2 separate regions of the Homo sapiens genome follow, and region 2 is linked to region 1. Evidence: read pairs that join two places in POLR2A ChIA-PET (ENCODE). Cell type or tissue: PC-9. All regions are shown on one strand. Each heading gives the region's core, and the rest is flanking DNA. Links, peaks and the distances in the headings are about the cores only.

Region 1 (2,914 bases), core at 131-2,630:
TGTGGTCCCAGCTACTCTGGAGGCCTACGTGGGAGGATTCCTTGAACCTGGGAAGTTGAGGCTGCAGTGAGATAGTGCCACTGTACTCCAAATTGGGCAACAGAGTGGGACCCTGTCTCAAAAAACAAACAAACAAAAGAAGGTATTCTAAAGTACAAGTTTACAGGTTTATAGTACAGAACAAATGTCTAGGTCAAAACCAGCTTTATAAAGTTCTGCAAGAAAAGCTGGAGCAGGCATAAGGATAGCTATACAGATCAGCGGAACAGAATTGAGAGTACAGAAAGAAACCCTCATATTTACAGCCCACTGGTTTTCAACAAGGGTGCCAATGATGGCAATGGCTGCTGTCCTCATGCTGGCTGCAGCAGGAAGGTGCAGCTGGGGCCACATGCTCCATGGAGCCAGTAGGAGCCCAGCCCCTTCTGAGTTGGGGCAGGAGCTCCCTGGGTGCCACTGTGGCCACCCTCCCAGTTGCAGGACCCAGGCATCTCTGCAGCTTGCACCCTCAGGGGCCCCAGGAAGCACCCTACCCCTACCCCTGAAGGCTCAGGGGTGTCTGCTGCCACTGCCTGGCCTCTCTCTGCTCCCAGAGCCTGCTCCAATCTCTGAGCAGGGGTTGGGGCTGAGTCCCGCATGGCGCCGGAGGCAGATTGATTCCTGGGTGGAAGGGGGTGGGTCCCCAGTGAGACCCCACCTTCAGGCCAGGGAAGGCCTAAAGGCTGGGGGCTAGGCTGCCAGTCCTGTGGACCAGAGTGAGGACTGGTGGTGCCTCTTCCAGGCCCACCCATGGCCACCCATCGACCAATCAGCATGCACTGCCTCCCCTCTGAGGTCCATATAAGCCTTGGGCTCAGCCAGAGCAGGGCAGATGATGTCCTCAGGACAAAGAGGGTAGAGAGACAATGGAATGATCAGCTGCAGAGAGGAGCTACCCTCCCTGCTGATAGCTGGAGATGAGGAAACAACAAGTTGCAGAGAGGAACTGCCCTCTCTGCTAAGAGCTGCAGAGATGACCTGCTGGCAGAGAGGAGCCACCCTTCCCAGGGCCGCCTCTCCACTGACAGCTGCAGACATTGGGACGACTAGTTGCAAAGAGGAGCTACTCTCTCCAGGGCCTCCTCTCTGCTGAGAACTGAACACTCAATGGATAACCTGCCTACAGAGAGGAGCTACCCACTGCGGATCTCCTCTGAGCTGTTGTAACACTCAATAAAGCTCATCTTTGTCTTGTTTACCCTTCACTTGTCTGCATACCTCATTCTTCCTGGATGCATTCTTACTGGGTGCAGGAAAAGAACTTGGGCAAAAGATGCCATGGCCACAGAGGTTTCCGGCCAGAAAATTGACACCCCAAAGATCCCATAACACCAAGACAATTTATAGGGAAACAATAGTCTTTTCAACAAATGGTACTCCAGGCACAGTGAGATGTACCTATAGTCCCAGCTACTTAGGAGGTTGAGGTGGGACGATCTCTGGAGCCCAGGAGTTTGAGGCCAGTCTGGGCAGCATAACAAGACCCCGTCTCAAAGAAATAAACAAACAACAACAAAATCCAAATGGTGTTGGGACAACAACCCATATGCAAAAAAATGAAGATAGACTCTTAACTAAAATGTATGTAAAAATTAACTTCAAATGGATCAAAGATCTAAATTTAACAATTAAAACTAAAAAGCCTTTAGAAGAAAACATAAGTGTGACACCCAAAGCAAAAGCACTAGCAACAAAAAGAAAAGTAGATAAATTGAACTTCATCAAAATTCAAAACTTTTGTACTTCAAAGTACACTATCAATAAAGTAAAAGGACAACCTACAGAATGGGATACGATATTTGCAAATCATATATCTGATAAGGAACTTACATCTAGAATATACAAATGACTCCTAGGCCAAGGCAGGAGCCCAGGAATCCAGGACCAGCCTGGGCAACATAGTGAGGGCCTGTCTCTACAAAAAATAAAATAAAATAAAAATTAAAAAATTAGCCAGGTGTGGTGACATGTGCCTGTGGTCTCAGCTACTCAGGAGGCTGAGGTGGGAGGATCAATTGAACCCAGGAGTTCAAGGCTGTGTGAGCTATGATCACAGCACTGCACTCCAGATTAGGCAACAGAGCAAGACTCTGTCTCAAAAAAAAAAGACTCCTACAATAATAAAAAGATAAGTAGTCAATTATAAATGGACAAGGATATGAATAGACATTTCTCCAAAGAGAAAAATGACCAATAAGCATATGAAAAGATGCACATTATTCATCAGGGAAATGCAAATCAAAAGCACAATGAGATACACTTCATACTCACTAGGATGGCTACAATCAAAAAGATAGTTAATAACAAATGTTGGCAAGGATGTGAAGAAACTGGAACCCTCATACACTGCTGGTGGGCCACAGTGTATAATAGTGCAGCCACTTTGGAAAACAGTCTGGAAGTTCCTCAAAAAGTGAAACATAGAGATTTCACATGACCCAGCAATTCCATTCCTAGGTATGTACCCCAAAAAAATAAAAACATGTCTACACAAAAAGTTATATACAAACATTCACAGCATCATTATACATGATAGCCACAAAGTGGAAACAACCCAAATGTCCAACCACTGGTGAATGGATAAGCAAAATGTGGTATATCGTACAATAGAATATTCAACTGTAAAAAGAAGTAAAATACTGATACATGCTACAATGTGGATAAGCCTTGAAAAAAGTATGTTAAGTGAAAGAAGCCATACACAAAGTTCCATGTTGTGTTATTCTACTTATATAAAATGTCCAGAATAGGCAAATCCACAGAGACACAAAGTAGATTGGTGGGGCTGGGCTTTGCACTGGCTGTTCCCTCTGCCTGGAACACTTTCCCACTCCAGGTGTTCTCATGGCTAGCTCCTTCATTTCCAGGCTCTGCT
Region 2 (2,914 bases), core at 1-2,500, 180 kb after region 1:
TGAGATCAGGAGCTCAAGACTAGCCTGGCCAACACGGTGAAACCTCGTCTCTACTAAAAATACAAAAATTAGCCGGGTGTAGTGGTACACGCCTGTAATCCCAGCTACTCGGGAGGCTGAGACACGAGAATTGCTTGAACCCAGGAGGCGGAGGTTGCAGTGAGCCAAGATCCTGCCACTATGCTCCAGCCTGGGCGACACTGCAAGACTCTGTCTCAAATAATAATAATAATAATAATAAATAAAATAAAAGCTCTCAGTTGCCAAGGTATTTTGAAGATTTGTAGCTGCATGCCTGTTACTGGACACCTGCTTCCTAGTAACATGGTCAGAGGCTAGTGAGAAACGTCTCACCTCCCTGCCGTGAACTCCCTCATCTCGGCAAGGCCTCTACAGTCCTGTGTCTCACAGGCTGTTGTGTTCCCCTTTCCAGCACCTGCTGGTATAAGGCAGAAACTGAACACTGTTACCCAACAGGCCTTTCTCATGAAAGCCCTGTTCATTGATTTCTGTTTTTCTTTCAGAAATTAGAATTAATTAGACCTCCTGGGCTCTTTTCCAAGCAAAAATAGAGGTAGAAAGTAGTGGCTGGGCGCGGTGGCTGATGCCTGTAATCCTAGCACTTTGGGAGGCCGAGGCGGGTGGATTGCCTGAGCTTAGGAATTCAAAACCAGCCTGGGCAACACGGTGAAACCCCGTCTCTACTAAAATACAAAAAATTAGCCGGGTGTGGTGGAGTCCGCCTGTAATCCTGGCTACTCGGGAGGCTGAGGCAGAAGAATTGGTAGAACCCAGGAGGCGGAGTTTGCAGTGAGCTGAGATCGTGCCACTACACTCCAGCTTGGGCGACAGAGCAAGACTCCATCTCTAAAAAAAAAAAAAAAATTAGCAAGTGGCAGAAAAGCAAGGAATCTGAGAGAGGGACTAGATGGTGGAGTCAGCAAGGGACTCAGAATCTAAGTGGGAGGGAGTTTCTGAGCCTGCCCTGGCTCAGAAGGCTGTCCATGGGAAAAAAAAAAAAAAAAAGAAGAAGAAGCTAAAGGGTGGACAGGGTGATGGGAAGGCTCTGGAACAGAGGTAGCAATTATTAAAATATTTAAATAGTTGTGTGTTCATTGGTAGACAGCAGCTGCTCTGAGACCTCAAGCCAGTGCTTATCTTCCACCCACCCCCGGCACCCAGTCTCTTCTCTTGCCACCCTCTGATGACTGTTTTGATTAGTTAGGATCCAGGCTGAACTGTGGTTAAATATTTTGAATAACTTCCCTGGGTGTGGACACAAACCAGACTGGAATTCTAACTAGTGTGACCTGGCAACGGTATTCTTTTTTTTTTCTTTCTTTCTGAGATGGAGTCTCCCTCTGTTGCCCAGGCTAGAGTGCAGTGGCGCGATCTCGGCTCACTGCAACCTCCTCCTCCTGGGTTCAAGTGATTCTCCTGCCTCAGCTTCCCAAGTAGTTGGGACTACAGGTGCATGCCACCAACTCGGCTTTTTTTTTTTTTGTATTTTCAGTAGAGACGGGGTTTCACCACATTGGCCAAGCTGGTCTCAAACTCCTGACCTCATGATCCACCCGCCTCGGCCTCCCAGAGTGCTGGGATTACAGGTGTGAGCCACCGTGCCCGGCCTGGCAACGGTATTCTAACTTGAACACAGTGTCACCAACCACTGTTTGCGAACATTCAGACAGCATCAACTCTGTCTACCCTTGGGTCATAGACTTTTAGGTACTGGTGATATCATATGTCTTTCCTACTGTTGTGATCAAAAGTTTGAAAAATCCAGATTAGAGCATTCCAGGTAGAGGGGACTGAATGCAGGGATACACAGCTTGTTTCTGGAGAGGAAATACGAGATGCCTTGGAGGTAGGCGGGGGCCAGGTATGAAGGCCATGAGGCCCATGGTCAGTCGAGAGTGACCAGGAGGCAGTGACACTCTGATATGGGACACAGAATGGAAAGATAGTGAATTGGAGGTCTGAAGCACGTTGGGGACATGAGAAAGAAGCATGTGTGTTGGATATATGGCTCAGGGGTCGGGGAGAGCCCCCACTCCTCCAAAGATAAAGCAGAGAACAGAGGTCCTGAAAGCAGATGAAGTCCCTCATGGAGAGAGCACACGGGGAGCTGGGAAGGGGCACGGGAGGGAATCCCGCGGGCCCCCTGCATTAGCAGGCAGAGGAGGAAGAGCACTCTGGAGGGCACTAAGGAAGAGGAGCCAGAGAGATGGGAATGTGGAAACTGGGAGGGAGAATTAACAGGCTGAGATGCTGTGAGTCCAGTAAGATAAGGACTCAGACATCTGCTGGGCCCCAGAGGCAGTATGGGTCTATGGTTAGGTAGCCTGACTGCAGGGGTCTAATCTGGCTCTGGTAATTCTGAGCTCTGTGACCTTTGGCAAGTGTTTTAATCTCTTGTGCCTCAGTTGTTTTCCTCTATAAAATGGAGATAATAACATTTACCTGAGTTTCAAGGATTAAATGAGTGTGTGTGTGTGTGTGTATGCATGAGTGTGTGCATGTGTAGAGGAGAGAGAGAGAAAAAAAGATAGAGACAGAAAGACAGCCAGAAAGAGAGGGAGATTGAGAGAGAGATGCTCTGAACCAGGTTTAAAAAGTAGTAAATGAGCCAGGCGTAGTGGCTCACACCTGTAATCCCAGCACTTTGGGAGGCCGAGGCGGGTGGATCACCTGAGGTCAGGAGTTTGAGACCAGCCTGGCCAACATGGTGAGACTCCGTCTCTACTTAAAATACAAAAAATTAGCCGGGCCAGGTGTTGCACACCTGTAATCCCAGCTACTCAGGAGGCTGAGGCAGGAGAATCTCTTTAACTCAGGAGGCAGATGTTGCAGTGAGCCGAGATTGCACCACTGCACTCCAGCCTGGGGTAACAGAGTGAGACTCTGTCACAAA

The links. Peaks named below come from ENCODE experiments on the same cell type or tissue, not always from the same donor. Only the 100,000 strongest peaks of a DNase experiment are listed, where the experiment ranks them.
Region 2: POLR2A ChIA-PET joins it to region 1 with 26 read pairs; 3 of 35 experiments call an interaction of 5 or more read pairs at or near these places.

What each region holds. Positions count from the first base shown.
Region 1 is chr6:36,395,879-36,398,792 of GRCh38, forward strand. The region is part of intron 4 of PXT1 (peroxisomal testis enriched protein 1); the gene reads right to left. Among named protein-coding and RNA genes, the nearest start is that of ETV7, 9.7 kb to the left of the region's middle. In PC-9, for the core only: no CTCF peak of the experiment used is centred there; no DNase peak of the experiment used is centred there.
Region 2 is chr6:36,576,335-36,579,248 of GRCh38, forward strand. No RefSeq gene overlaps it. Among named protein-coding and RNA genes, the nearest start is that of SRSF3, 17 kb to the right of the region's middle. RefSeq lists an enhancer at 271-1,214. In PC-9, for the core only: no CTCF peak of the experiment used is centred there; a DNase peak (open chromatin) is centred at 1,207; H3K4me3 peaks cover 508 bases; H3K27ac peaks cover 2,388 bases.